6 separate regions of the Mus musculus genome follow, and all the other regions are linked to region 1. A link is a loop called in an ENCODE intact Hi-C map of the cell type or tissue named here. Cell type or tissue: heart. All regions are shown on one strand.

Region 1 (5,000 bases):
TCAGCGTGCAGGTGTTCTTCTTCCTTCCTCTGCACCCCCGAGTCTGCATGTCTGAATGCTCTCATAAGAACAGGGGCCAGATACGGCTAGTAACCTCTGTATGGGCACAGAATAGGCATATCATTTCCCAGCCACTGTCTTCAGAAGAATATCCCATGAATGCAGAAGTGTTTATTAGTGGACAAATGGAGTATAAACACTCCATTAATAAAATGAAATATTGCACGGTGGATTATGATTCTGCCTCTTAAATAAAAGTAGCCGCCATAAGTGTTACAAAATGGATAGAGAATGAAGACACGATGCTAAGTGGAAGAAGGCACTCACAAAAGGACAAGCAGTGCACATGTCCACTTAGATAAAGGACCTATGCAAACACATAGCAGGAATGCAGAACCGTGGCTAGCAGGACTGGTGCACTGACTGTTCTGCTGGCTGGCCCAGGACTGGTGCACTGACTGTCCTGCTGGCTGGCCCAGGACTGGTGCACTGACTGTCCTGCTGGCTGGCCCAGGACTGGTGCACTGACTGTCCTGCTGGCTGGCCCAGGACTGGTGCACTGACTGTCCTGCTGGCTGGCCCAGGACTGGTGCACTGACTGTCCTGCTGGCTGGCCCAGGATTGGTGCACTGACTGACTGTCCTGCTGGCTGAAATCTCAGCTGTGGGAGATGACTAAAGAGAGGTTTAAATACAAACAAACAAAAACAAAAAAACAAAACAAAGCCAGGGCCTGTGGGTGAGAAGGGCCATTGTTTCTACCTGCTAGGTTTGGAAACCAGGGTCTAATCAAAAAGAAAACACCCCTGTTCTTTGTGATTTTATATACTATATCTTTCCAACACTGACAGAGGTACCCGTGTCTCCAGCAGACAGACCCTGCCACTCACAATAATGAGATTTGGGTAAGTTCTTGAAGTCCAGAACCTCCACAGAGCTTGCTTGCTTATTTATTTATTTATTTATTTATTTATTTATTTATTTATTTATTTATTTATTTAAAAATCCCAGCACTCAGGAAGCAGGTGAGTCTCTGACTTTGAGGCAAGCCTGGTGTACAGGGAGGGAGGGAGGGAGGGAGGGAGAGAGAGAGAGAGAGAGAGAGAGAGAGAGAGAGAGAGAAAGAGAGAGAGAGAAAACAAACCAGGGTTACAGAAAGAAACTACCTGGAAAAACTAATAATAATAATAATAATAATAATAATAATAATAATAAATTGATCACATCTGACTTTTGTGTTTCCTCCCAGGTCAGGGAACAACTTGATGGGGTCCTCCACGTGTATCCAGGAAATCAAAGTTTAGTCTGGCTTAGAGACAAGTACTGTTGCCCACTGAGCCATCTCACCTATCCCAAGCTTTTTTGACCATCATAAAACAGGCTGTTGAGGGTTTAAAGAAGACATTATAAAGCACATGATGAGAACTAGGCAGGTGGTTATTAATATGTACCTTGGAGGGTCTGTCGAGAACAGAGCTTGGCCTTGGCCTGAGCTCAGCACACCAACTTTCACACAGAAGTTAGTGTGGGCCCAGGCCTCGGGACGCATAAACTGCGTGGAAAAGGAAACTTTCTCTAGAAATGAAGCTCCCTGGGAAGGATAGAAGCAAGCGAATGAGGCTAGACTGCAGTGGCCTGGGGTCAGCTGGCAAGTGGCAGCAATGCTCTGGTCCCTGTTCAGGGAGAGGCAGTCAGGCCACTAGTCCCAAGTGGTCCTAGCTCAGATTACATAAACGTAAGGGAAGAGACTTGTAACTAATTGAATAGGGTGAGAAAAATGCTCTTTGAGGCACACATCCAATAAAAGGGAGACAGCATTAATAAGTTTAGCTATCTCTTGAGGCCTGGAAACAGTCTGAAGTGCTTTCTTCAGGACTTCGTCTTGACTCCTGGGTTTCAGACAAGTTACACCAGACAGGCGGCAAGGCTCCTGGAGTGGGTCCCAGGAGGGAGGAAGGGAGCCCGCGGGGCCCGGCCCTGCAAAAGAGCAGCGGCAGCCTCAGCGGAGCCCCGCGGCTCCCGCTGGCTTTTCTCATTGTCCCTGCCTGAGTCTTGCCGCGTGACCGGTGACAGTCACGCGGGCGGCGCCCCAGGGGCCCCTGCGGAGGGGGCAGCCCTCCCACCTCGAAACGACGACCACCACAGCCCCATAGATCACCGGGTCACCTTGACTGCGTGGGAAAGCCCGCCGCGGGGGGCCGCGAAAGAGCCTTGGCCAAGTTCATGTGCATCATAACTCAGGGCCTCCCCCACACACCCTCCCTTTCCTTTCTCCTCCCACTCCTCTCTCACCCCTTCTGCTCTTCCCTCTCTCTTTTCTCCCTCCTCCGTCCCCCTCTCTTCTCCTTCCTTGTCTGTGCAACTCTTATTGAAAACCAATGGCTCAGACATCCCCGCCTCCTTTCCCTGGTTCTCCTCCTCCTATTCCCCCCCGCCTCCTCTCTCCCTCTTTCCTCGCCTCCTTTTTCCTTCTCTTCCCCTTTCCCAACCTCAACATTTTGCGTTTAATGTCATAGGGATATGCCGTTTCTGTCTCAATTAATGAATAAAGCCGACTCTCCCCTGGCTGGCTCCTGGACCAGCCCGAAAGCATTCCGGGAGGCTTGTCGTCAGCGAGCTCTGAGGAGCACTACGGGGTCGCAGCCTAAGTTTGGCTTCTTAGCCGACCTAGGCTACTCTCGGCGAGGTGCTTGATGAGGTTCTCCGTGAGACAGTTTGCGTCACTGGTTTGCAGTTAGCGCTGGCAAGGCAGACACCGGGAAGGGCTGCGTTCCCCAGTCGCTGCACGTAGGCTGGCGGCTCCTAATCGACAGATCAGTTAACCTGCTTACCAGACACCTGACAGGAAGGTGGCTGGCGTGGTAGAGCTGAAAGGACAAAGGCTGTGCGTCAGGAGTCCTGGGTCATGTTTCCACCTCTGCCTGGGACTTAACCACCTCTTCAGGCCCAACCCTACCTTCTGCATTGAGGATCTGAATAAAGGGGCTTTGAGAATGCTGCACGAAGAATTACAGAGATAGCATCAGCGCGCAGCTCTGTGGTCTGGAAAGAAAACGCTGTGTCAATACCACTGGCTGAACTTAACCCTCTCCAGGCTGTTCGTCTGGCCTGTGCTTCCTTGTCTGTTTTGGCTTCGTTATGTAAACCTCTGTGTAAACGGATGTGCCTGTGGCAATGCGGGGAAGAGTGTGTGTTTGGGGAGGCACGATGGGATTTGAGTTCACGATAGAAAAATATTAACGCTCGGAAAATTCCAGACTGGGAGATTGCCCTTGGTTGGACAGGTTTCACATTGCACTTGGCCTTCCAAAAAGTCCCTGAAATGTTGCACGAAGCTTTCTGTCATTCCTTTTTCCTTGCTTGCCCGCATCCAAGCGTTGATCTTTCAAAAATAGCAAGAGATTTGAACAACGGATAGATGATGGAAGCTAGTTAGTTGGTCAGGATCCTGCTGGAGACTAGCAGGGAGCAAGTTGGCTCACTCTGCTCAAAGCTCCTAACAATGAGACCCCTCCTACAGGGAGAGATGCACTCAGCAGGCAGCCAGGGCATGCTTTACAGCAAATCCACAGGGTCCTATTGTGTGCCCACCCACAGCCTCAGGCTGCTACACATTGACACCACAACCCACAACCGTATGTGCAGCTCACAATGTGCACATACATACCTCTGCAGTGACCTTTGTGACTCTTTAAAAAAAAAAAAAAAGCTCCATAAATCCATCATTCATAGGCAGTGCTTTACTTTCCGTTATAACCAAATAAGTAACAACAGTTGTGTTCTGAAAGGGCTCACAAGTAGGCAAGGCTTTATGTACCGAAAACAAACAAACATACAAACAAACAAACAAACAAAAAACCAAACCAACCTAATCTCTTCTGAGTCCTGGGGCGACAGAGGTACTTGGTACTTGATTCCTGGGATGACAGAGGTACTTGGTACTTGATTCCTGGGGCAACAGAGGTACTTGGTACTTGATTCCTGGGGCAACAGAGGTACTTAGTACTTGATTCCTGGGGCAACAGAGGTACTTGGTACTTGATTCCTGGGGCGACAGAGGTACTTGGCAACAGACAACAGCCGCCTGTGGTTTCCTTCCCCTCTGGTCATGTTCTTCAGGGATTACATGAGTGACAGCAACCTGCTGAGAGTCTCAGGTGTAAGATGTGGCACGTATGCCCACTGTGAGGTTCAGTATGACCACTTTAAAAACACCGGGACGAGTCCATCAGGAACTGAAATATTCCCATCACTGAGCCAAAAGAAACCGCTCTTCTTTGTAAGTTGTTCATCTCCGATGTTTTATCACAGTCCTGGAAAGCTGACTCACAAACAGAAGAGCCCAAAGATAAATACTAACTTTACTCTTGGTCACTGACCTTGGCTAAGTCACTTGACTTTTCTGTTTTGCTCATAAATACCAGGGGACATCATGAATGTAGGGAAACGACAGATAAGTTCAGGAAACCGGGACTTGCCATTAAACCATCTAGGAGGTGATAAAGCACGCACAGCTCATGTTCGTTCTTGTTTTCTCTTCTAAGAGGATGTTCTGGGGAGTCAGCACTCCCAGAGTCGCTTCATTACCCATCAGATGCGCTGTCATATTAGGAAGGCTCTGGAGGCCTTGCACTATCAGGTTTTTGGTTTATTATTAGAAGATGTGTGCAGGCTTCCTCTCGGGGTACACTAGCTTTCTCTTAAAGCACAATTCATGAGGTTTTTGTTATTTGAATATGTAACAGCAAACAATTTTAACCAGGCAAAATTCTAAATGCAACTAATGAAGATTCTTTCTCCTGAACGTGATTAATAATTCTCAAAATAATCACAGGTGCTTTTGGCTGAGCAAGTCAAAAAAAGCATGCATACACACACATCTCCTCTTCTTTAATTGAGACAGAATTTGATGAGCAGCCCAGATTTCCAAGATAATTCTATAGCCTGGGCTTGTCTTGAACTCTCAGAGATACTGCTGCCACCTCCTGCTGAAACTATACA
Region 2 (5,000 bases), 160 kb before region 1:
ATGTCCTAGTACACTGAGAGTACCAACCAAGTTTTGTGGGCCAACTTGGTTTCTTCATAGTCTGTGACCAGAATGTATAGTGTCTTCAGCAGAGTTTTACTGCCCTGTCCTGATATGCAAACAAGTGCAGGGACAGTTGTCTGTATTGTGCCAGGTGTCTCCAGGAAAACCCTGACCATCAGCTTGAGGGGAGGTGTCCCAAACCTGGTGTTAGGCTTTTTATTGACAACCTATGGCTTCTCAGATGAGCACAATCCACTGTATAAAGAAATTCCAATTAAAATGGTTTGCTATGAATCTCCACTCTCTCCTTCCTCCCTCCTCCTTCCTCTCTCCTCTTCTTCTCTTAAGTAATTTTGAGACAGGATTTTGCTGTATAGCCCTGGCTGGCCTTGAAGATGCTCTGTAGACCAGGCTGGCTTCAAACTCCGAGACATTCCTCTGCCTCTTCCTCTTGAGGGATAGAATTCAAGTTGTATATCACCACTGCCCTGTGAATCCTCACTTTTCTAATTTCATTTGATACTTCTTAAGTTGGGAGCTTCAAGACGAGTCCACTGAGCGTACATATATCACTAGGAAGACTAAGAGCCCCTCCCCATGGCGCTGCCTGGCTTTCAGGGTTATTCACTAGCTTAGGCAACACGAATATAACATGTCTGTTGGATTTAAAGATGGGACTTCATTTGTTCTGTTCATCCAGATGGAGGGTTTATCCTGAAGATTGAACCTAGGGCCTTGCCATGCCAGACAAGCACTGGAAGTGATACAGTTTAAGTTTGCAAAGCAGTTCTTTAAACTTGGCACTGCTGAGCAGCTTGCTTTCCCAAGCAGAAAAACCAAATCTGCACGGGGATACTGGATTGCCCAGGATGAAAGTTCCTTACTTGAGACTGCTGAGGGCTCTTAAAGGGAGCTCTACAATTTGCTACACTGTTTCCGAAAGGAACTGAAAGTGGTAGTAGCCATAGAGATTGACATTTTCGACAAGAATCCACTTAAGTGTCAGCAGAAATGAGCGTATGCAGAATGAGATCTCACTTGAAGCGGAATCTACTTTTCAGGCTCCTACTGAATTTGTGAGATACTCCCTACAGTGACTAGTAATGCGGAGTGGTAAGTTATCCACAAAACTATGCATCATTCTAAGGTCAAAATAGACCTGCAGCATTGAGGAAGACTTACACTAAGAGTCAAAGACATAAAAGAGGTTCTGTCCTGGCCCTGGTAGTGACAGTACTTGTAAAGTCCCATCATTCAGGGAGAAGCAGGAGGGTCAGATGATGAGGGTCACCCTCAACTACGCAGTGAGCTCAAGGCCAGTATGGGTTACATGAGACCTCGATAAGGGGAAAAAAGATATTTATGTACAAATGACATAGAAAACTGACACCCGCCCTTGGATTTAGTAATCTGTAGGTTAACATTACATTGATTAGACTAGTGGTCCACTTAAAAGGCAAACACTTTTGCAACTAGGTTCGATTCTTAAGTGGATGGACAAATTCTGGGGATTTACACTGGGGAGAAACAAACAATATCAAGTGTTTGGGTATGGGAGCGTGGAAGTGCTACGCCTGAGCATATTTCTGAAGCTTAATTCACAGGAAATGATGGTAGCTAGCTAGGATAAAACTTCTGTTGGGTTTTGTAATGCATGTGACTGGCAACAGAAGTGGCCAAGGACAGACCTACCATCAGTTTTAGGAACAACTTTGTGCCCATTTGCAAAGGCAATCTCTCCTTCCTTCCTGGAGTTTACAAAACTGGAGGGTGAACACTAAGAATTATTTCAAATCTAAAGCATGACGCATTCGAAAGTGCTGAGTAACGAAGGCACAGGAGGTGCTGGTGAGCATAGGGCTTCCAACTCTAACAGGATAACGAAGGAGACCTCTGAAGACCGTGTAGTACAGCAGCTGTAGCGTCACCCCGTCCCTCAGGAGGCATGCGCTCTCTGGCGTCCGCGGGAGGCAAGCTTTAAACTACCGGACTAGTAGGCTCGCCTGGGATTAAGGCGGTAGGCGGGGCTCTCCTCGGCCCGCCCCCTGACCTGCAAGCGTGCAGAAGAGGTCAGAGGTCGCGCAGGCGTCATGGCGGCGCTGTGTAGGTCCCACGCCGGGACTGCTGGGAGCCGTTTCTTGAGAGCGCTTGTCTTCTCCAAGCCTTTGCGAAATGCAAGCACGGAGAGTGGTTCCGAGAGCGCAACCCACGACTCCTCCGCTCCTCGGGCGCGTTCAGGCGGCTTCGCGAGCGCTCTGGAGCGACACTCGGACTTGCAGCGGAAGGCGGAGCTCCGACTGGTAAGCAGGCCTCGCGGCGCCACGTCCGCACGCCGGGCCGAGCGTGGGGAGGGGCTAAGCCCGGGACGCTGGGAGGAGCCGGCGTGGTGGGGCGGGAGCCCGTCGGTGTTGGGGTGGGGCTCAGGCGGCGACTCCAGGGAGGGGCCAGCGTGGGTTGGGGGTGAATTCTGTCCTTCTTGTCATGGGCTATGCCGGTGACTTAGGGATGAGGAGAGGAGCGACTGGAGCGGCGGGGGTAGCTTTCTACCCTTGACCTGCAGCAGAGCGTGTGATTAATATTTTCTTCCTTTTCCATGGCTTTTACGCTCCTGTGGGTTCTCTCTGCATACCTTTGTGACACATTCTGGGCCAGGTATCCATCGGGTTTGTGGGGCGACCCGTCAGACTTGGAGGAAAACGACTCCAGGTCTTAGCCTTGCCACAAGGCGGCTCGAGGCCTGTCACAAGCATCTTAATTGAATTGACACTTAAAGCTATTGTGAACTGGGCGTATGATTTAAACTGTCAGTGTTTCACTTTCCTTTATTGCAAGTGACCTTTTATTTTAAAAATATAGTTTTTTCCCCCTTTGTGTAAAACATTGTAAAATAATTTAGATACATGAAGTAGTGCAAATACAAAAGGCTGGGATTTTTAAAAATTCTGAGACTCGGGTATACATGAGGTTGGGTTATATAAGAAAAATCTGAATTTCCAGTTTTTGTTCTCTAGTGGGTATTGCTGAACAGTACACATGTAGCTATTTCTCAGGATTGTAGGGTCATCTTAGTTTTGAGTGCCAAAACTTTTCTTTGATCTAGTGATGGGAAGGACCCCAGGACATAGTTTTGAGATTTTTGCCACATGTAGTGGCTTAAAACACAAATTTTTACTTATAGGGCACTAGGAGTTCTTTTAAAATAAGAAAATGAAAATATAAAAAGATAACAAAAACTTAACATATTAGAATTGGACAAAACAAATAGAATTTAAAGAGCTCAAGAGAGGTGGAGGAAATACAGGCACTTGTGCACACACTCAGGAGTCCCATAGAAGCTGGAAGCCGCGACACACTTTAGAGGACCTGGGGTAGGCCTGGTGCAAGCCCTGTGAGTGCTTTCCAGTCTCTGCCAGCTTTGTTCATGTTGATTTAGAGAGCCTTGTTCTCTTGGTGTCTTCCACAACCTTTTGGCTCTTATACCATTCCCATCTCCTCTTCTTTAGGGCTCACACTGAGTGGAGGGATATGATGGAGACATCCCTGTTAGGACAGGATGTTCCACCTCTGAATACTGTCTGGCTGAGGGCGTCTGTATGAGTTCCCAACTGCTGCAGGAGGAAGCTTCTCTGATGATGACTGAGCAAGACACTGATCTATGAGCATACAGAATCGTATTAAGAATAATTTTATTGGTACATTGTTTTTCTTTTTTAAGAACAGTAGTATTTGGATTTACCCGAGGTCCCTCAAGCAGTGTTCGGAATGGGTTTCATAAGTCAAACCAGATATTGGTTGGTTACTCCACAAGCTTTGTAATACCAGCATATCTTGCAGACAGGACACCATTTTAGATCAAAGGGTTTGTGGCTGGGTTGGTGTTTATATTTCTCTTTTAGAAGCCTGTAGACTAACTTTAAAACATAAGGGTGAAGACTTTATTTAGGCACCGGCCACGTTCAGTGTTCTCCATGTTCAATAAGTAGGTGTTGTCTTCAGCAGTGGGCCTTGCTGTCAGTTTGTGGAGAGCAGCCTACAGTTTTGGCAACAGCTTCAGTTGCTTGAGGCTTCTCGTGGATCCCTTTGGCTAGCAGCTCAGTCAGATGTAACACAATCCTGTGACTGGAAGCTTCATTTTGTGACAAGAGATGGCCACATGGGACTCTTGTCTCCCTCATTATTTGTCAACTTCAATTAGGTCACCTTTTCATATATGTGTATGTTTTAGAAAGCTTCTGCTGTATTAGGGTCTGTTCCACATCCTTCAATCTATGGCTGTTTCTTCTATTCCCTTTCCTGGGTAGATCTGTCTGTCCCCTCTAGTCCCTTAATCTATACCTAGCCTACCTAACATCTGTGTTCTGCAGATTGTTGCTAGGTTATCATCGACTCCCATATCAGTGAATATATACCAAATTTCTCTCTCTGGCTCTGGGACGCCTCACCAAGATGATTTTTCTAGTTCCATCCATTTACCTGGAGGGTTTTTTTTTTTTTTCTTAAGCTGAGACGTGCTCTATTGTGTAAATATACCACATTTTCTTTATCTAGTCTTGTGCTGAGGGATGTCTAGGTTGCTGCCGATTTCTGGCTATCATGAGTAGCAATGAACATGGCTGAGCAAGTGCCCTTATGTAATGTATATGCCTAAGAGCGGCATAGCTGGATCTTGATGGGTTCCCATTTCCCGAGCTACTGCCACAATATGATTTCCGCATTGGCTCACAGGTTAGCACAGTAGGAATTCCTAGTTCTTCCCTCAGCAGTAGGATGCTGAGAAGCTTCAGTTCCTTATGCTTTGGGGGTAACTTTCCTCCTGTGGCCCTGTTGTGGGGACTCGGTGCTCTTTGGCTCAGGAGCCGCCTCTCCCATCTTCAAAGCTGCCAGTGACAACTGTCTTCTTACTCAGTACCTCATGATGACCTTGCATCTGCTCCTTTTTTATCTTGAGTTCTGTTGGGATTAGTTAGGACCGTCAGGTAAACCAGAGTACTCTCCCT
Region 3 (5,000 bases), 100 kb after region 1:
TGGTTATTTTTTTGCATTTCAAGACAGGATTTATGTAGCTTGAGTTGTCCTGAAACATTCACTCCTCCTGTCTCAGGACTGGGATTACAGGCCTGTCCCACCATGAGTTATTCTAACACAAAACTGTTTTGGAGACAGGGATAGCACTGGCCTGGAACTCTGTTTGATCAGGCTGGCCTCACATTTGAGATGTGACTGACTCAGCGTCTTGAGAGCTGAGGTAGGCTGTCCCAAAGCCGTTTTGCTTCACAGTGAATCCAAGCTGACTGGAGCAGCCCTTTCCTCTTTCTGAGCTGCAGATGACGCCTCTGCCTTCTGATGTCAACTCCAGCAGCAGTCGGTGAGATCTCCTGCGCTGATATCACTGTGCAGAGCAAGGGTCTCTTGCAGAGCCCCGAGTAGGGACTTCAGCCTACAAAGGCCTTTCCCTTAAAGGCCAGGCCTGGGGCACCCCTATTCACTTTACAAGAAGCCCCAAGTCTCCTAGAAAAAAAATTGCCTTTAGCTGGCAGCCCGTGGGAAAAGAGCCTGATGCCGTCAGCCTCTCAGACCCCACTACCCAAGGGAAGCCGTCACCACCCCTTCCTTCCTGGCCTCCGATTACATCTCCATCTAACACTCAGGGTCAGCTCTGAAAACGTCCCCAGACCTCATAAAAGTGTTCCCATTCTCTCCCTTCTCCTTATCAGAAGGTGCCACTAGGCTTCGGGACACCTATGGCTACCCCATTTGTGTATCAGCTTATTGTGTATTGTCTCCCGCGGACTTCTATAGCTACCCCACTTATGTATCAGCTTATTGTGTGTTGTCTCCCGAGGCTGTGAGTTCAGAGACAGTGTGGAGCTTATCACCTCTTGTCACCTTTATCTCTCAGGTGCCGGCATTGTGCCAGGCATGCAGAAGACACTTTGGAAGTACTGGGTAGACGGTCAGAAAGAGATGGACAGACAGATAAGCATTGGTATTCTTTTTTTAGTGCTAAACAAGTGTTGGGTCCCAGAGTTCTAGCATTTGTTTTGTACAAGGTCTTGCTATACATACAATTCAGGAGAACCTATGTGCATAGACTGGACTGGAACTCATGAAATTTTGCCTCTACTTTGCAAGTTCTATGATTAGAGGCACACAGTACCACATGCCCACCAGGATAGCCTCATTTTCCACAGTAAATTTGAGGAATATTGGTATCTAAAACCAAGCACCCTCAATGTAAACCGTTTCTTTTTACCAGCCAATCTGCTGCTAGTTTCTTTCTCTGCACAACGGCCAACATTGGCTAAAGCAAACAAGACCTTACTGTAGGTGCCACTGACCCAGAAAACTTAAAAGCTATGCAGTAGAGGTCATGCTGGTTCAGGTGCAGGGTGCTCCGTCACTTTAGGGGGAAACATGGGATGGCGTCAAGGGAGGCAGGTGATATGAGGCTCTGAAGATGGAGAAGATGGATGAAGAGAGGGGTCTGGAGGTGAGCTTCCAGCTTGTGACAGGAGCGAAGCGAGCTGTGAACATGGAGAGGGAAGCAGGCAGTGAGCCTTGGCTTGACCACTCCTAAGCTGTGTGGTGGGATATGTGCACTAGGAAAAAACAAAGCCAAGATGGAGGGACCTCACCTTTTCAGAGGAGCTGTGAGGGCTGAGGCTCTGAACAGTAGGGTGAAGTGCAATGAGAACTTTAAAAGGACCCAGGATGTGGTCTAAAGTGTGTGGATGGAGAACTGGACCTGGGAACTCGGTTTAGTCTGCATTTATGGAACCCATCATGTCTAGAAACAGAATTGCTTGCAAAGGTGTTGAGTTTCTTTTATTCTTCTCAACGGTTATGAAGTTTTGCTTCATAGACGGGATTGCAGGCTCCAAGAGTGGGGCAGGATAAAGACTGGGCTTTCTCCAGGTTGTCTACTTCTGTGAACGCTGAACTAGGGAAACAATCCATAAGATTTAAACTATTTTTTTAAAGTCGCCCTTCTTGGTGGGGGAGAGGGGAGAGCGGTGTGCAGAACTTCATATAGCACCCCAAACGCCCCTCCCAACTGAGACCAACGGGTGTGTGTGTGTGTCCGCGCGCGCGCGATGCGGGCCAGAAACGTGCATCCTCGCACAGATGATCGCACAGCCTCAGAAGCAAACACCCAGGCCGCCACCCTGTCGCCTGCTAAGAGGATCTGGCCGCCAACACTAGGGGGAAGGGAGGACAAAAACAAAACAAAACAACAGCAAAAATCCCAACATAATGAATGTCTCGGGGGATAGCTACTCCTCCCTCAAGCTAACCCAGAAAACAAGCGCTCTACTTCCCCGGAAATGACATGCATAGGGGCATGCATTTCGTCCCAAAGCTGAGAAGCCTTGCAGGATTAGCTTTAGAGGCTCCTAGAACCCAAAAAGCAGCATCCCTTGAGTCTCTCAGGCTCTGCTCCCAGAGCTGGTGGCCACCATCCAAAGGAGCGGCGCCCCAGGCGACTGTTCCTGTAGGACCCGCCAACTACGCCCGCCTCCAGCCGCGGGGCACCGGCAGCAGTGCAGAGAACGGGACGCGGGCGGTGGCTTCCGGGGCCCGCCGGCGCCCGGACTCCGATTACAGGTTCACACCAGGAGCCCGGCAGGCGCGCCCTCGTGCAGCCCGGCTCCCCCGCCTGGCTATTCTTCTCCATTCATGCAGCCGCCCAGAGCAGCCGCCCAGAGCAGCCGCCGCCGCCGCCGCCACCGTCGCCGCCGCCGTCGCCGTCCGTCCGGATTGGCTGGCGGCCGGGGCGCCGGCACTTTCCCACGGCCCGCGGCGCGTGCGGCTCACCGGCGGCGCTGCAGGCGCGGCCCTGGCACACGGCCAGGCCAATCCGGGCGCGCGGGGTGGGGCTGGGCGGGGCGGTGGCTATCGCCGGGCTGGTGTCCCGGGCCGGCCCCCCATTTCTGCCCGCCGCCGGCCCACCGCCGCCCGCGGCCCCCAGCCGAACTCCTGCGGAGCCGACGCACTGCCGCCGGGCAGGGGCGGGCTCCGGGGGCGGGGAGCAGCCAGCCTCGGCCTCCGCTCGTCCCGCCCCCATGCGGCTGCCAATCTGCGCAGCGAGGCGCCAATTGGCCGGGGCACGCGGTTACCCGGGAGCCGTGGCCCCGCCCCTGCCCCAACCTCTCCGCCTTCCCCGCCCTCCCCCTATCCATGGGAAGGGGCGCAGCGTGGGAAAGGGATGGTTGAGTTTTAACCGGAGACTGAGCGTGAGTGGGATCAGTGTGCACGCACCTCCCGCAGCCGAGCGCTGAGCGGCCACTGCAGTTAACTCCTCCTTGCCCGCCGCGCGACCCTCCTCGGAGCCCACGCTCCGCCACCATGAAGAGAGCTCACCCAGACTACAGCTCCTCAGATAGTGAGCTGGACGAGACCATCGAGGTGGAAAAGGAGAGCGCGGACGAGAATGGGTGAGTTGGCGGCGTCCGACCGATCCGGAGCGGGAGGAGAGGATGGGGTGCGCTGATGCTGGGTTCCCTTTGCCGGGAGTCGTGGGCCGGCAGCTGCTGGCTGGGAGCAATCGTCCCCGAGCCCTCCAGCTCAAGTTGCCAAAGAAATCTGGTGTAGGAGGGCTCTCCTTTCCTTTCTCAAGGCAATTGCTTCCCATCTTACAGAAACTTGAGTTCGGCGCTGTGTTCCATGTCCCCAACGACATCGTCCCAGGTTTTGGCCAGGAAAAGACGGAGAGGCGTGAGTACCCCCCCCCCCAATAATTTAAATATATATGCACATTGTTATATTAATTAATTAACTAACGGAAAGAACCACATTTCTTCTCGTTGGAATGTACAGTCATAACGTAAATGCCCTCCTTTGTTTTTGTCTGCTTCCCATAGATCATCGAGAAGCGCCGACGAGACCGAATCAATAACAGTTTGTCTGAGCTGAGAAGGCTGGTACCCAGTGCCTTTGAGAAGCAGGTAATGGAAGTATGAGAGCGCTGAGTGTAGCCATCGGCACCTTCTGATTCCCTCCCCTCCGTGCTTCTAACCTCATTTGTGCCAAGTCGTTGGATGTTCTTACACAAATTCCCACAGATTTTGTGGATATACGTGACTTTTGCTTTTTTTTTTACGTTTGTATTTTACATGTATGTATATTTGTGTGCATATTTTAAGTTCTCCAAAGGCACTTGTGTCAGATAAGCCTTTTGTCTTCTTTTTAGGGATCTGCTAAGCTAGAAAAAGCTGAGATCTTGCAGATGACTGTGGATCACCTGAAAATGCTGCACACTGCAGGAGGGAAAGGTATTCCTCTCCAGTTCAGCTGGGGCTTTGCGTGCTCGGCGTGGGGGGTGGGGGTGGTAGCAAGCGCAGTCTGGGATTGGTGCAGTCCCTGCCTGCTTTGCTTTGTGGGGTGGGGAGAGCAGTATGTGCTTGCCAGCCAAGTGCACCTTCAACAGCACATGGGTTCTTGAGCAGTGAATACATCACCCCAATCCTCTTTCAACTGAGCTAATGCACCTTTCAGCAAGCGCCTGTCTCCCGGAGCTCCTCCGGTTGTGACAGCCCTGATTTAGGTCAAGTCACTCATGTTTGTCTGTTGCTATTTAAGAAAGGATTGGGAAATGGCTTATTAAAAAGAACAACTAGATAGTCGGAATTTTATATACAGATTTAGAAAACGAACTGCCAAAAGAATTTGGAGGAAAGAGACATGTTGGGGCTAAATAGAGAGGAAAAAAAAATCTAACGGGGTGAGAGACTGAAGCCCGTGTCTGTCTCCAGCCACCAGATTCTTCACCAAGGACCAAGTGCCTAAAAGCTCCACGATGATAACTTACATCTGTGTGTCTAATGAATTTCACTGCTCTGTGGTTTCTCTGTCCTTGATGTATTTTTTGTTGTTGTTGAGGGAAAACATTAAAGGAGGGAACATAGTTTCATCTGCTGGTAGGGTATAATTCCAATTTCTGCTCAGCAGCTTCTAATTGGGCTTTGAACTTGCATTAGCAAACATATACTGTTGATTAATGCAAAGATTTTGGTCAGCTTCAAAAT
Region 4 (5,000 bases), 150 kb before region 1:
TCAGGAACCGGAAGCAGCTGGTTACATGTGCCTGGAGCCAGAAAGCAGAGGGAGATGAGTGATATTCGCAGCTCTCCTTCTCATTTTCCATTTTTCTGAATGGACCTGTGGGGTAGTGCCGCCCACATTCAGGGTGAGCTTTCTCCTTTGCGTCTGGAAACACCCTCACATACAGGAGATGTGTCTCTTCCATGATTCTACTGTCTAGTTGGGCTGACAATGGAGACTAAGTATCAGGTTTACCAAGTGGATGTACGGATAAGTAGTACACAGTCACACAGGGACTTGAGTTGTTACTGCTTGTGACAACTCACAAGCCGTTACACACATAGGATAGGTTGGGCTCTTAGTTAAATGTGCTTGTCCATCATAGTAATTGAGCAGAAATGATGTTAGAATAGCTAGGAAGCTCAAAATACCCCGCGAGCTTTAAGTTTAGTATTTGCTGGAAGTTTTGCTGCGTTCCTTTCTTAACATTTGTGGTGAGGCACAGAAGCAGTTGTTAGGGATTGCTAGGGATTTAGTTTGTGAGCAAAATCTCACATCACTTTTTAGAGTTGGGTTTAATTAATTGAAAAATACCCTGAAATTAGAAGATGAAGAAGTACTGTGTGATCAGGACTTTTAAAAAAGTTTATTTACAAAGTATAAAAGTAACATTGACTTAAAAAGCACAGGAAGGTATCATTCCCAAGGATTATATATATATATATAATACATAATATAATACATATAATTATACATATATATATATATATATAAACCACAACATATATATCATTAAAAACACAGTTGGCTTGTGTTGTAGATAGATACAGTTTGCAGTTACATCCCTGCAAAACACTATACTTCTTGGATTCACAAAGTCTTGGCCTAAATTCTTGGTTTTGTTTTGTTTACTAGGTATATTTAAAATTTTAAAAAGTTTTCATGTGCATGTTTGCACGTTTGCATGCTCAGGAGAGCAGATGATTCTCTGGACTGGAGTGTAGATGATTGTGTGCCGCTTTGTGGGTGCTAGGAATTGAACCCAGTGTTCTTAACTACTGAGCCATCTTTCTAGCTGTATTTTTTGAAAAACTACTACATATCTGTTTTCTCCTTTTCCTTTTATTATAAAAGAAAGCTGAGCCATGAGACTATTGCAGGGTTAAACAATTCATTATTTAAAGCACTTGAAAGTAGCCCTTGCCAGTAAACATAACGTAGTTTAGTTGTTACTACTGAAAATTGCTATATTTACCTAAGTGTAATTTTGAGTCTTTCCTTATTGCCTCATATGTTCACTGTATACACAGTATTAACAATTCTGCTAATATTTTATATTATGGTTATATATATATTTATAACTTACTTAAATAGAAAAGGCCTGCCTTGCAAATGCTCAGGTTGATAATGCTACGGTGGGCGTTTGTAACTTTGTGCTTATGAAAGCAAATGTAGAGGGTGTCCACTGGGAGAAAGCCTCACACAGCTCACCTCTGACAGGTCTACTGTGCCTGTCCAGATGACCTCCCAGGGACTGTGCTGTGACGTCCGTCTTCTTACCACCTCACCCCGTTTTCATCATGTGTGTATTTGCTCTTACTGGTCTGCATTGCTGGGGGTGGAACTCAGGGCCTAACACATGCCTGTGCAAGTGCCTGCTGCTGAACTCTAGTTTCTTGATGTCAGGTGACTAAACCAACCTTCAGGAATTGGGAACTGGGATTGATATTCCTCATCCCTGATATTAAGTCAAAGTTGCTGATGTTTGTATATTTTACTTGATAAATAAGCTATAAGATATACTTGTAGTCACAAAAATTACACTTCTAGCATGCATATTGGGGTTTAGGTAAGAGTTCATTAGTAAGATGGTTTATGCTTGATTTCCTCTGAAGATGAACATTGCTGTTTCCTAAATGAAGCTCTTTCCCCTGAGATGGGTTTCCCATGATTCACTGAGGGACTCACTCGTCTACCCTTAGTGAGCCTACCAACTGTATGAAACACCTTTGAACGGTCTGGGCTTTGCTTCACCACTGTCTTATAGTACGCTGACCATTCTGTAGTTTCATGAAGTCATTTCTGAGCCCATTTTGTCTTTGTAGTTACAACTCTTGGAAAAAGCAAGGTTAGGATTATTGCATGAATCCATACATGTGTGTAAGAATATATGTTGACTTAAATTGTAATAAAACTTAGTTTGATGGTTGAGTAATTATGCAAAAAATAGCAACTCAGATGCCTATTTTTGGATTTGAAAATATGTATATGTAGTAATGAAATTTCAAGTGATACACACTAACTTTTTTTTTTTAGCATATATTACATTAGTCTTAAAAATAATGGGTTTCCCTGTTGGATTTTCATATATGCTAAGAAGTCAGAATTGATCCACATAATTTTTTTGTCCTAATTTTGTGGGTGTTACTATATAAAGCAAACTTGGATCTAAAGGACCTGTGGGTTCTATGGTTACTTGTGTGTTCATGTGGCCACATCTTTTCCCAGCTTTGATGCTGCTATTTTTTCAGTTATTGAGCATAAGGGCCAAATACTATTCATTATTGTGGTCAACAGAGCTCATTCTGCTATATGAGGAACGGGTAGACATCTGCTGAAGATAGTTCTGTACATGTATTTTTCTGTCTCTTTTTCCTTTGTGGGGTAGGGCATCACAGCCTGACCTTGCCAGTGATAAATTGTTGTATCTGAGTGACATCCCAGTCTTTCCCTCCTGAATTCTAAATCTCTCTTATGTCAACTTAGACACTATGACTTTATAGCATTGGGGACGGTTAAGTTTATAACCCATGTTAACTGCCCACAGATGGCAGTGTTGAGCAAAGAATGGTTTTTTTTTTTTTTTTTTTTGGTGTTCTGTGGCTAGTACTGCTGCTTCCTTACACTAGAGGGCGTCCTGTCCCTCCCTCTTCAGCACGGTCAGAGAGTGGTTTGCACAGTAGACCACCCTCTGCTTTAGAGTATTGAGAATACTGACACTATAGGACACTTGGTAGTTTTACAAATTTTCAAAATATCTAAGATGGATTTCATACAAATTTTAAGTATTTTTACTTTCTTGTTAAAATTTCTCTCTCCCTCTATCCTTCCCTGCCTTCCTTTTTTCTTTTTAATTTAAAATTACTTAGCTATGTGTGGTGGCATAAGCCTTTAATCCCAGCACTCTTTGTGAGTTCAAGGCCAGCATGGTCTGCATAGAGAGTTCCAGCATAGCCAGGAGTCTGAAGAGAGACCCAGTTTCAAAAGACCAACCAACCAAACCAAACCACACCAACCAACCAAACCAAACCACACCAACCAAACAACACCAAACCACACCAACCAACCAAACCAAACCACACCAACCAACCAAACCAAACCACACCAACCAACCAAACCAAACCACACCAACCAACCAAACCAAACCACACCAACCAACCAAACCAAACCACACCAACCAACCAAACCAAACCACACCAACCAACCAAACCAAACCACACCAACCAAACAAACCAAACCACACCAACCAACCAAACCAAACCACACCAACCAACCAAACCAAACCACACCAACCAACCAAACCAAACAACCAACCAACCAAACCAAACCACACCAACCAACCAAACCAAACAACCAACCAAACAACACCAACCAATCCAACCAAAACAACAGAAGTTTGTTTAATATACACAAGTGTCTTGCCTGCATGTTTGTGTGTATATGGTGTGGATGCTGGGAATGGAACCTGGGTCCTCTACAAGCGCTCTTAACCACTGTGCAATCTCTCCAGTCCATGATAAAAGATTTAAATTAGTCATTGAGTTTTTTATGAATACCAAAGGATTTGTTTCAATATAAAAGAAGAAATGATCTTATTTTATATGTTTTATATAAATGTAATAAAATCATGTGCTTCATTCTATTTATTTATTTATTTAGTTAGTTAGTTCTGGTTTTTTGAGACATGGTTTCTCTGTGTAGCCCTGGCTGTCCTGGAACTCACTTTGTAGATTAGGCTGGCCTCGAACTCAGAAATCCACCTGCCTCTGCCTCCGGAATGCTGGGATTAAAGGCATGTGCCACCACTGCCCAGCTATGTGCTTCATTCTTACCCTTCCAGTTTTTTTCTTCCCAGTTTCCTATTGAACACATGACAAATCATTGATATCTTAGAAATTATTAAGTTTGTAAAGGAATGTTAAAATATAGTTCTGATTTTATGCCATCCCCTTTTCTTTACATTGTAGAATTCTGAAATAGTTACTAAGAGTTAATAATAATTTTTTTCTGAAACATTCATTTCTACAGTGAAAATTGTCAAAAGGCAATGAAATAGTAAATTGAAGTAGATAGACTTCACAAGGGAGCAAGCTTTTCTTTTTTTTAAATCATGTGCTACCACCACCTGCACTTTATTGTTTTTTAGATTTATTTATTATCTGTAAGTATACTGTAGCTGTCTCCAGACACTCCAGAAGTGGGCGTCAGATCTCATTACGGATGGTTGCGAGCCACTATGTGGTTGCTGGGATTTGAACTCAGGACCTTAGGAAGAGCAGTCAGCACTCTTAACCACTGAGCCATCTCTACAGCCCCGGGAGTAAGCTTTTATCAATACTTAAAATTTGGTTAAAAGTAGTCCATTTTCACAAAGGAAAGCTAGTTAGCATGTGCTATATTTGAAGGGTAATCATATGATCTGACCCATTTAGCTCCATTTCGACTTTCAGCTTGGACTTAGTTTCTCTGATTGTAGGTCTTTATTAGCACCCATGTTTTGCTCAGAAATAATTGCTACCTTCTTTTAATGTCTTTGGGTTTTTTTCCTTCTAAGTGTTACATTAAAATTTCATTTTTTGTTCATATTGTTTTCAGGCTGTGATTATAGCCTTCTCACTTTTTAAAAAATTAGCGTTAAGTAACAGGAAATAAAAGAAACTAATCAGATTTGAGCAGAACCTGATTTATAGGCTTTGGGGACTGAGTCAGTGTGGGTTTTGCCTTCTTTTTGA
Region 5 (5,000 bases), 170 kb after region 1:
TACTTTTCTTTTGAAAAATATTTTTGTTGCTATTATTATTAATTTTATTACGTTTGTGAGTGTGTAAAAATCAGAGGACAATTTTGTGAAGTGAGTTCTCTCTTTGCTTCACCATGTATGTTCTGAAGATCAAACTCAGGTTTGCCAGTGACTGACTTTATCCCCTGAGGCACTGCCAGCTCATGTCTAGCATCTTTCATTGAGCATCTCCCTATCAGATCAGGACACTTATGTTAGCGCCTCCATTATCATTTCTATCATTACTACACTCACATTAGAGACTGTCTATCTTCCTTACATGTATGTCTATCTTCCTTACGCGCGCGCGCGCGCGCGCGCGTGTGTGTGTGTGTGTGTGTGTGTGTGTATGTATGTATGTATGATCTAGGAATGAATTTTGGTTAATCTTGTTTGTCAGCTTAGCAGGTTCTGGATTCAGCTAAGAGACTCCTTTGGATGGGCATGCAAGGTTACTTTCCGGGAGAATTCAATAAGGGCAGTGGGCACCATCTTCTGGCAGACTCCCAGGTACAGACAGGTCTGTGGGGAGCAGTGCCCTCTTGTTCTCTTGGCTGTCTTGTGCCTCCCTGGGATCTCCCTTGATGCAGCAGCCACCACCCTTGGCTGCCATCGGAACCCAGCTGAAGACCAGTGATTTTCTAAGAACTGTTTGGGTGTTAGCACCAGATTAAAGATGTCATTCAGCTCCGAGGTCTGAGCAACTAGAGGTTCTCAGGCTCAAACAGCCATTGTGGGTAGTCTTTGCAAGATGGTCTAGGAAATCCCCTTCATCAGCAAGGCTCTGGGTTCTGTTCCTCTAGAGAACTCTAATTGCCCATCTTCTATCTTTAATTATCTAGTCATCTTCAATGTAGTAAAACACACACTCGCTCTCTCACACACACAGCATTACAAATAAATGATTTATTCAATGGTCTGCCAGGCCTTATGGCTTATTCATATCTCTGTCTTTTAACATAAGTGGCCCATTACTAGTAGCTGAGGAAATTAATACTTTTTAAATTTTTTTTAAAGAAGAGACAGTCTTACCCTGTGTCCCAGGCTGGTCAGGAAACCAAGCTCCTGCCTCAGTGCCCTGCGTCTGGGCTTGCAGGTGTGTGGTGCCAAGCTCTGCACCTCATCCCTGTCATCTACACTCTCATATCTCATCTCCACTGGGCACTTGGTGACCTGGTGATTCAGCGAACTCTTACTGTTAGTCTCTCTTATACTACTGCTCATATTTGTAAAAAGAATCCAATTCTAGTTTCTCAGGACAAGGAAGTGTGTTTCCATCGCTGTTCCTGCACATTTTACGCACGATGTTTAGTGAATAGCTGTTGATTGAATAACCAGGAAGCAAAGCCTGGGTCATTTCCTTCCAACTTTTATGGCATTTTACTTCCTGAAACAGTGTCTGGTTCCTCCTGCAAGATTATCTGAAGCTGTGGGACGCCCTCTTTGCTCCAATCAGGGCCTCTAGTTCTGACAGGAATCACATCCTTAGGTGTCTTGAATGACACACTCTGGAAAGCACCTGGTCACTGAGTTTTGCAAAGAAATGGCACTGTGCCAGGGCTTGCTCCCTCCTTCTAGCAGCAAGCAGCGAGGACTCTTTCCATTCTGCTAGCCAGCAGCAAGCAGCTCTGCTTTCCTCACTACCAAGCCAAAAAAAAAAAAAAAAAAAAAGGTAATTGCCTCTCATCTGTTTGAATAACCTAAGATGAAGCTAAATAAAGCTATTCAACAGGAAGGAAGCAGCATTTGGAAGTGCTCAAACAGCACAAATACCGAAGAGGAACCGGAAAATTCCTTTGCACCTATTATGAATACCTGCTAGGACCTATAGCCAAGTGACAGAGATGATAAATGACCAGGAAGTAAGGATTCAGTCTGGCAGATAAGGCTAATTGCAGAACTCTGAATATGAGTGCATCCCGCCTTCATAGATTTTAATCCCACTATCATTTTATCATCTTTGAGGGTTGTGTTTATTACCGATGTGGAGGGAGTGAATAACACTTTGCTTATATTATATATATATTATATTATGTTATATACTATTTCCTAAAGGTACTGTCTGCAAACATTCAGTGCAGCCTTGGTCCAGGGAGTTCTCATCACTTGTGATTAAACACTGCCCCCTGGTGGCTCAGAGGGATCTCACATTTTTGTCCTGAAAGGGAAGTGAGATGGGCCAGTCTCCCTATCTCCTTTGTAAAGTCTTCCCAGTGCTATCCTCTCCCCGCAGTGATATTGTACACCTTCGTGCGTTCCTCATGTCTACTCATCTTTAGCTCTGTCCAACGGTTAAGGAAACCCAGCGAGTTCCTACTGTGTGCGCGGCGCTCTGCTGTCGCTTCAGAGGAAATTCTCTGAACGTTTGTCAGTTGCTGTTTCTCCATTTTCCTAACAGGTTCTGACTTTCGTCACTTGTTGAATACAAACATTCATATTCAGTCTCATTGTTTACTGTAAATTTACCCTCATAGATTAGATGTGCAGGGAGTGAAGTGGGCGGAGACAAAGCTCATTTCCATGTAGTTCCTTCTGTGTTTCCAGTAACTATCTAAACATTTGGCACTTAACACCCCTCAGTAAAGTTCATGGGATAGGTTAGTGATTTCAGTGTCGATGTGGTAGCCGTGGGCAGTGATGAGCAAAGGGTGATGGGAAGAGAAGAGAGCTGCCCATTCTGAGACGTTCAGGGGACGGAGTGGTGTTCCCAGGTTCCCAAAGGAGGGCATTGGAATCAGTACACGTGCTGGAGGAGGGTCCTCAATCCAGGAAAACTGCACGCACAGATGTACAGCTGGGAAGGACCTGGTGATGGAAAGCTATGACCACTGCTGGTCAGCAGCGTTGGAGGGAGAAGCGTGGGATGATGTCTGCATCCTGCCAGAGGTGCTGAAGGGCAGAGAACACTATCTGTGGGTCAGTGGCAGCCACTGTTAGAGAAGGAAGTGGTGACGTTTGCTTCCTAGAGTTCTGTTTTCAGAAGAGAACAGCGCAGTATCCAACCAAGCTAAAGGCTGGTTTCTATGCACTTATGCACAGGGTGTGGCACACAGTCATTTCTACACACGTGAAAATAAGAGTTACAAAGAACGAGAATGAGATAAAGAAAGATATTTTTGGGAATGGCTGATGGCAGAGGGATGGAAGGGAGGAGAGTGGCTATGGTTTAGTGTTTGGGAGAGCAGAGAAGAGAAGGCAAAGGTGGCCAGCCCCCTCAGGCTGTGTGAGCACTGGGGAAACTGTGCACCCATGGTTTCCACGAGGGCTTCTGCCAGTCTCAGGGTTGCTTACTGAGCTCACAAGGTTGCAGTAAAGTTCTACAGATTCTGTACTCCCTTCCCAGGGCGTACTCATTCTGGGCTCTGTTTAAGTTACTTCTCCTCAGAGCCTTGTTTGTGTCCCCTACAGACCACCACTGACTGGCTTAGATCTAGCCTATACTTGGAAAGGCTTTAATTGTGAAGCAGGAGAAGAAAAGCCTCTGAGTTATCTATTATATTTTGTTTATTATTATATTTATGATTTTTTGAGATGAAGTCTCACGTAGCCCAAATTTGCTCCATCATCAAGGCTGACTAAGAACTCCTGATCCTCCTGCCCTCACACCCCCTAGTAGTAAGGTTGAGTTATGCACTGCCATGCTTGGCACAAATACATTTTAAAAGCTTTGTCTTTTAAATTATTTCTAGTATCACTTAGAGAATGAAAATAATTAACTCAACCTACTCCTGGTGGTGTAGGGTGTACCACTTGGGAAACTCAGTTTAAAGCCTGCTTGGAATACAAGAGAGCTCAAGGTCAGCTTGGGCAACATAATGAGACTCTACTGTCACCACCACCATCACCATCAACAACAACGATAATGACAAATCGACTATGCATGTAGACTTACTACGTGCTACGGCGCCTCACGTGAGACTAAGGTTTAATCTTCAGTTCAGCAAACCCTTTTTTCTTCAAGATGTGTTCATTTGAAGTTACTGTCATTGGTTATGGTATAAAATCACCAGGTTATTGTTCCTTTTGCCCTAATACAGTATGCACATGCTTAGTGACTGATAGTCAAGTTATTAATCCTTTGAGATTTCTTATTTGGTACTTATTGGCTTTAAAAATACTTTTCACACTTTGTGATCATATTTTTTTCCACTCTTCCAGCTCCTCCCAGGTCCTCCTCACCTCACTACCTATGAACTTCATGTTCTTTCTCTGTCTCTCAAAAACCAAACAAAAGCCCAATAATCAATCAATCAGTCAATCGATCAATCAATCAATCAAACAATCAATTAACCAACCAACCAACCAACCAACCAACCAACCAATCAATTAAAACATAGAAATACAAAGAAAACTGAAACAAAATCCAAACCAAACCAAACTTGGATCTTATGCAAGAGCAGGTAATACTCTTTTCCATTCATATTCACACACACACACACACACACACACACACACACACACACACACACACTACTTAGGGGTTTATTGTTGTGAAAAGACAACATGGCCAAGGCATCTTTTATAAAGAAAATTTTAAATGGGCCTATCTTATAGGCTTAGAGATTCAGTCCATTATCATCACGGTGGGAAACATGGCAGCATGCAGGTAGACATAGTGCTTGAGGAACCAAGAGTTCTACGTCTTGATCGGAAGGCAGCCAGGAGGAGGCTGTCATCATCTGCACTGGGAAGAGCCTGAGCACAGGAGACCTAAAAGTCCACTCCCACAGTGACACACGTCCTTCAACAAGGCTACACTTTCTAATAGTGCCACTTCCCACGGGCCAAATATTCAAACACATGAATCCACAGGGCCCAAACGTATTTAAACCAACACACTCAGAGATACACTTAAAAATTAGATATCACAGTTTAAGGAAGACCAGTCTAGTCTCTTATTCTCTGGAGATTGTGCCTGGGTCTCTGTGTTAAATTTATGGCAGTTTGTCACCTACCACAAAAAAGAAGCGTCTCTAGTGAGG
Region 6 (5,000 bases), 54 kb after region 1:
CGGTGCTCAAGGATACTACTCATAAGAAAGAGAAGAAGCACAAGAATCTTAAGAGCTTTCAGCTCAGTTACACTTGATGAAGCCACTGAACAGAGATCCGTGACTGTACACAATCTAGATCCATGGATAGAAAAGTGCCCAGCTTAGGACAGCACCAGCCCTCCTGTGCTGGCACAAGGAAGGCTCTTAGAGGATGTTGCATTTTGGGAGCGTTTTGGAAGAACTAAAAGACGATAGAAGTCAGAACCCATTCTACTCTCTGCAGCCAAGGCTCAGGTGCAAACTGCTTCTTTGCCTTAAGAGAACCCAAGTCTGCCGGGTGGTGGTGGCACAAGCCTTTAATCCCAGCACTTGGGAGGCAGAGGCAGGTGGATTTCTGAGTTCCAGGACAGCCAAGCTATACAGAGAAACCCTGTCTCAAAAAATAAATAAATAAAATAAATAAAAGAGAACTCAAGTCTAATGAGTAAGTTGATTTCCCAAAGCAGCAAAGTTGAGAATGTTATTATTAAGTTTAAGGCCCCTCCCCAGCAGCTGAGGTACCTATTTAACATATCAAAGCAGACCTGGCCTCCAGACTTGCCCAGCATCCCTCAGTCCACACCTGTTACAGGTAAGGATGGCACACCGGCCCCACCTTTACCTTGAACTTCCCAGCCTAGGGCAGCTGCCCTGCTCTTCTCCCAGAGGATCTTCCCCATTAATCCATACAGGTTGGTTACCTGCTCTCGCTGTCCCTTCTTTTGCTCTGATGGCTGCTGTACTTGGCTCTCCTCTCCCCCCCACCCCCGCCACCCTCTACACATGGTTCAGGGTCATGCCCACTCTGGACTCTCCCAGATGGGTCTGCCTCTGGCTATGCTCTCCCACTTATCTATGACAAACTTTCTCCTCCACTATACCTAGGAGCAGGCATATCCTTTTCTTTTTATTTCTTTTTCTCATTCAGTTATGATTTTATTAGATTGTAGGGATGATCAATGCAAAACCCACACAACAGAGCTTTACGTACTCAGCAGCACTCTGCTTGCTTGTTTGGAGGCAGGATCCCAAGGTGGCCTCAAATACACCATACACGTGTGGAGGACCTTGAACTCCTGAGCTGCTGGAATGCTGGAGTCGGCACATCTAGTTTGTCTCAAGTAGTCTCGAAACAACCGGTGTGGGGTAGTTCTAATTGAGCTCTTGTTCCAAAGGAGTTTAGGGGTATACAGGTGATGTTCATTAACTAAGATTAGGTGCAAAGAGAAGCCGTTGCTGAAGGCCAGGCTGGTTTATTTCCTAGGCCTACCCACTCACACGCTTCGATGGCCTGTTTCCCTGGGAGGAGCTGGTGCTTTGCCAGAGAGTGAAAACCAAAAACCACCTTCAACATGCTCAATGTTGAAGAGTCTGAAAGAAAGCATGCATTTTGGTTTTGCTTTTTATAAAGATTTGCTTGCTTGCTTACTTACTTATATAATATGCCTGAATATTTGTGTATGTACCACATGTAGGTAGGTGCCCAAGGATGCCAGAAGAAGGTGTCTGACCACCTGAACCTAGGTTGTAAGCTGCCTGATGTGGGTACTGGAAACTGAACTCAGTTCTCTGCAAGAACAGCCTGCACTCGGACCTGCTTTGTCATCTCCCATGCTCCAAGAATGCATTTTTGGTAAGTGCCTACAATATCAAGATACAATGCACACCTTTGATCCCAGAACTTGGGAGACAGAGGCAGGCAGATCTCTGTGAGTTCAACCCAGGACAAGGCTCACTCAATATCTGTGGATCAGGGCTTCCCTTCCCTTCCCTCTGCTTCCTCAGCTTCTCTTTCCTCTCTTCTCTTTCTCTATCCCTACCATTTCAACCATGTGCGCTCTCTTGGCCTCTTGGTCCATGGCTGCTCTCTTGCTCTGCTTTTCCCCCTCTCTCTTGCTTCTTTCTTTTCTCTTCCTCTCTTGTTCTAACCCTCCCTCTCTCCTGGCATGGCCTGGTTCAGTCTGGACAGTTCCAGATGTCTCTGGCTGTTCTCACCCTCATAACTACAGTAAAACAAACAAACAAAAAAACCTCCCCTCAGCCGTGCCTTGGAGCCCTCATTTCCTTTCATTCACTACATAGCAAGTTCCAGGACATCCAGGGCTACAGAAAGAGACCCTGTGACAGGAAAACAGAGGAAAAGAAAAGAAAAAAGAGAAGAGAAGAGAAGAGAAGAGAAAAGAAAAATCATTATAATTTCTACCATGAGGTAGACTATGCTACTAAGGGCATCTAATGGAGTTTCTGAACTTGGAAATCTCAGTAACATATGTATAGCTTCCATCTAGAGAAATGCAGCTACAGGCACCATGCTGAGACTCCTGGGAGATGCTTGGTGTAGTTAGAGCTCGGGTGTGTGTGTGTGTGTGTGTGTGTGTGTGTGTGTGACAGCATATGAAAAGTGAGTTGTCCCTAGCTTTTTGTTCGGCTTCTGTGTCCCTTATATCTTCAGTCCAATAGAGTCAGGAGAAGGTAACGGCCAATGGGTTCTGTGCCATTCACTGCTGTCACTGAATTGAATATCACAAGTAGATCGTTTCAAGTGCTGCCCCATTCTGTCCCCTGTATCCCACCACTGTCTGTCCTCCACTCATCTGTCTGTCCATCTAGCATGCAGATGAGACCTGACCAATGGCTGCATGGCAGTCAAGCTCTGGTGGGAAAGAAGAGAGTAAGCCTTTTGAGAGGATGTTGAATCAGAGAATTCAGTCCTCTTCAGTCCTAAGGAGACAGGGAGCAGGACACGGCGACACTTAGGACCGTGAGGGCTCTCTAGAGAAAGTGAGCTTGAAGTATGTAGTGGAGAAATAGGAAGGTTCCCCTGGCCCAGGGAACCCGAGGTTCCTTCATTGGGTTGGAACATGGGGAGAGTGGCAGGCAAGAGAGACTGTGGCTGACATAGGACAGGAAAGTCACCCTGCCAAACCCCCAGGCTGTGTGTAGAGCCAGGACGGAGATGAGGTCAACTTGGAATGACAATTGCTGGCACTCACTGAGCACTTGTGTTCCCAGGCTCTGTTCATTTAGTTGGCCATTACAATAGCCCTGTGAGATGGGTAATAGAAGCCTATTTTGCAGATTAACAGGGAGATAAAATATCTTACCCAAGAGCTCAGACCAACAGAGTGCCTAAGTCTCTGCAGCCTTATCAGTCTGACCTCTAAATACCACCAGGAGCTGCTGCTTAGCAGTTAGCCAGCACGTGGGTGGGAGGACACACAATCAGGACTCGGGGCAGGGTGACTCTGGGACTCAACTCTGAAGGCTGCCTCAGACATATGGAGAGTGTGTGCCGGACTCTCCTGCTTTAGGCCAAGCAGTGGGAAACTACGACACTTCACACCCAGAATGCAATGCTGCGGACAGTGACCATACGGTTTCACTGTCAGCCTGTACTTACTCCTAAGCATAGCATCGGGCACACACACACACAGCAAATGCTTATTCAATATTTATGGAACAAATATTTATATTAACTTATTGATTTTTAGCTGCTAATTTTACTATGAGGAAATAAAATCTTACTCCTCCAAAAGTGTAAGCACAATTTTTCTTTTCCTTTTCTGTATTAGACTCTCCTATCTTGACCTTGCTATGTAGTCAAGGGTGACCTTGAACTTCTGTTCTTCCAGCCTCCACCTTCCAAGGGCTGGGATTATAAGTATGGACCACCTTGCTGGGTTGATTCAGTTCTGGGAACCAGCCCTGGGCTTTGTGTGTGCTACGCAGGAGCTCTAAAAACTGAGCTACGCTCCCAGCTCTACATTTTCCTCTTGACTTACAAATTAACAAGAAATTCTACTAAGCCTTGTGACATACATGTATTGGAAGCTTGTGATGCAGCAGTACAAAGCCAAAGCTTGCAGAATGGTGGCTTCTTCCAAATTTACTAACCAGCGGGTGGTTAGAGCGGGTGCTCTAACCAGTGCATGCTCTCTTTGCGATGTCTGGATCTGCTTGAGGTAACAAGTGAGTGCGTTATCCAGTTTATAGACTCTTCGACTTCCCTCCATTTTCAGGTAAGGTGTTTCACAGCAGGGTTCCCACATGCGTGTCACTTCCAGAAGCCACCGCTCTTCCTTATGAAATGCACTGGCGCCTCAGGCTGTTCCTCACAATCATAAACAATGCTGCTCTTCCTTTACAAGAAGCAAAAAAGATGATGGAAACAGAAATGTGTTTTCTGCTTGCCAGAGAGCCAGGGAAAGCCTTGTGGACTCTGTCCATCAACACCAATAAGCTATGACATCAGGAGGCAACGCAGCTGTCCATCTGATCCACCTACACTGGCTCCTGCAGTGTGAGGTCCCTTGCAGAAGGAAGACACAGCTCATCTCCTGTTTGAACTTCCATATATTATTGGGCATCTACATATTTGAGCTTCTATTGACCTAGTTTTCCTCTTCATTACTCAAAGAGTCTGTGGTTGGAGCCTCTAGTGGTCATAGATTCTCCATGGAGTATTTCATGCCTACATCAAGGTCCCAACTGGGCAGTGTGGTATAGGCCTGCCATTCCAGCATGTGGGAGCTCTGAGGCAGGCAGATCATGAGTTCAAGGCTGGTTTCAGATACATGTTGAAACCAGCCTGGGCTGTATGAGATTTGTTTTTAAAAAACAAACAAATATACATAAAATGAGGGAAAAATTCAAAAAAATTCTTTTTAAGGAAACCAGTCAAAACCAGAAAAAGAAGCACAGTAGTTATTTTCTGTGAAATAAACATTTTCTTTAGTTTTATACACATTCTTAAGTTTTTAAGTGTATTTGTGATATCCATAGTTTTTGTATTTTATCCAATTATGATGACTCAATTAATTATAACTAGCATGTTTTGTGTGATTTACTGTTGTCTATGAGCAGGTTTCTAGTTGCTCTTTTGGGTCCCATAAGCCTTTCTGACAGTAGGAGAGTTATCATTATCTTACAGAGCGAGAGATTGGGTTCAGGGAAAGTTCCAGAATATGGGACCTACTTGG

What was found. Hi-C counts contacts between places; a loop is a spot of excess contacts. Peaks named below come from ENCODE experiments on the same cell type or tissue, not always from the same donor. Only the 100,000 strongest peaks of a DNase experiment are listed, where the experiment ranks them.
Region 2: it touches region 1 in a loop (2.2-fold over the local background); 9 of 42 quality-filtered maps call a loop at or near these places.
Region 3: a loop joins it to region 1, with 6 times the contacts of the local background. A loop is called at or near these places in 15 of 42 quality-filtered maps.
Region 4: it touches region 1 in a loop (2.9-fold over the local background); 9 of 42 quality-filtered maps call a loop at or near these places.
Region 5: a loop joins it to region 1, with 2.0 times the contacts of the local background. A loop is called at or near these places in 3 of 42 quality-filtered maps.
Region 6: it touches region 1 in a loop (2.7-fold over the local background); 5 of 42 quality-filtered maps call a loop at or near these places.

The regions. Positions count from the first base shown.
Region 1 is chr3:8,764,778-8,769,777 of GRCm38, reverse strand. It overlaps Gm52599 (a long non-coding RNA gene), which reads right to left and starts at 3,138. Exons shown (of 3, transcript XR_003954434.1): 1 at 2,956-3,138; 2 at 1,451-2,866; 3 at 1-96. In heart, no CTCF peak of the experiment used is centred here; DNase peaks (open chromatin) are centred at 1,667, 2,137, 2,827 and 3,157; H3K4me3 peaks cover 2,109 bases; H3K27ac peaks cover 2,435 bases.
Region 2 is chr3:8,920,890-8,925,889 of GRCm38, reverse strand. Mrps28 (mitochondrial ribosomal protein S28) reads left to right here and starts at 2,033. Exons shown (of 3, transcript NM_025434.3): 1 at 2,033-2,303. The coding sequence starts at 2,094. Gm52601 (a long non-coding RNA gene) reads left to right here and starts at 2,318. Exons shown (of 2, transcript XR_003954436.1): 1 at 2,318-2,416; 2 at 3,507-5,000. In heart, CTCF peaks have their summits at 1,957 and 2,748; DNase peaks (open chromatin) are centred at 2,039 and 2,359; H3K4me3 peaks cover 1,732 bases; H3K27ac peaks cover 1,642 bases.
Region 3 is chr3:8,665,192-8,670,191 of GRCm38, reverse strand. It overlaps Hey1 (hairy/enhancer-of-split related with YRPW motif 1), which reads left to right and starts at 3,154. Exons shown (of 5, transcript NM_010423.2): 1 at 3,154-3,410; 2 at 3,615-3,690; 3 at 3,837-3,920; 4 at 4,166-4,247. The coding sequence starts at 3,322. LOC115489673 reads left to right here and starts at 504. Exons shown (of 2, transcript XM_030252957.1): 1 at 504-2,968; 2 at 3,114-3,268. The coding sequence starts at 2,306. The coding sequence ends at 3,254. In heart, a CTCF peak has its summit at 2,156; DNase peaks (open chromatin) are centred at 2,131 and 2,991; H3K4me3 peaks cover 3,540 bases; H3K27ac peaks cover 3,221 bases; H3K27me3 peaks cover 489 bases.
Region 4 is chr3:8,914,341-8,919,340 of GRCm38, reverse strand. The region is part of intron 1 of Mrps28 (mitochondrial ribosomal protein S28); the gene reads left to right. Gm52601 (a long non-coding RNA gene) reads left to right here. Exons shown (of 2, transcript XR_003954436.1): 2 at 1-2,424. Among named protein-coding and RNA genes, the nearest start is that of Gm52601, 6.7 kb to the left of the region's middle. In heart, a CTCF peak has its summit at 2,807; no DNase peak of the experiment used is centred here.
Region 5 is chr3:8,592,040-8,597,039 of GRCm38, reverse strand. No RefSeq gene overlaps it. Among named protein-coding and RNA genes, the nearest start is that of Gm32496, 34 kb to the left of the region's middle. In heart, a CTCF peak has its summit at 2,149 (motif pointing left); DNase peaks (open chromatin) are centred at 1,529, 2,159 and 2,789; H3K4me3 peaks cover 578 bases.
Region 6 is chr3:8,710,907-8,715,906 of GRCm38, reverse strand. No RefSeq gene overlaps it. Among named protein-coding and RNA genes, the nearest start is that of Gm32561, 20 kb to the right of the region's middle. In heart, no CTCF peak of the experiment used is centred here; a DNase peak (open chromatin) is centred at 2,996; H3K27ac peaks cover 385 bases.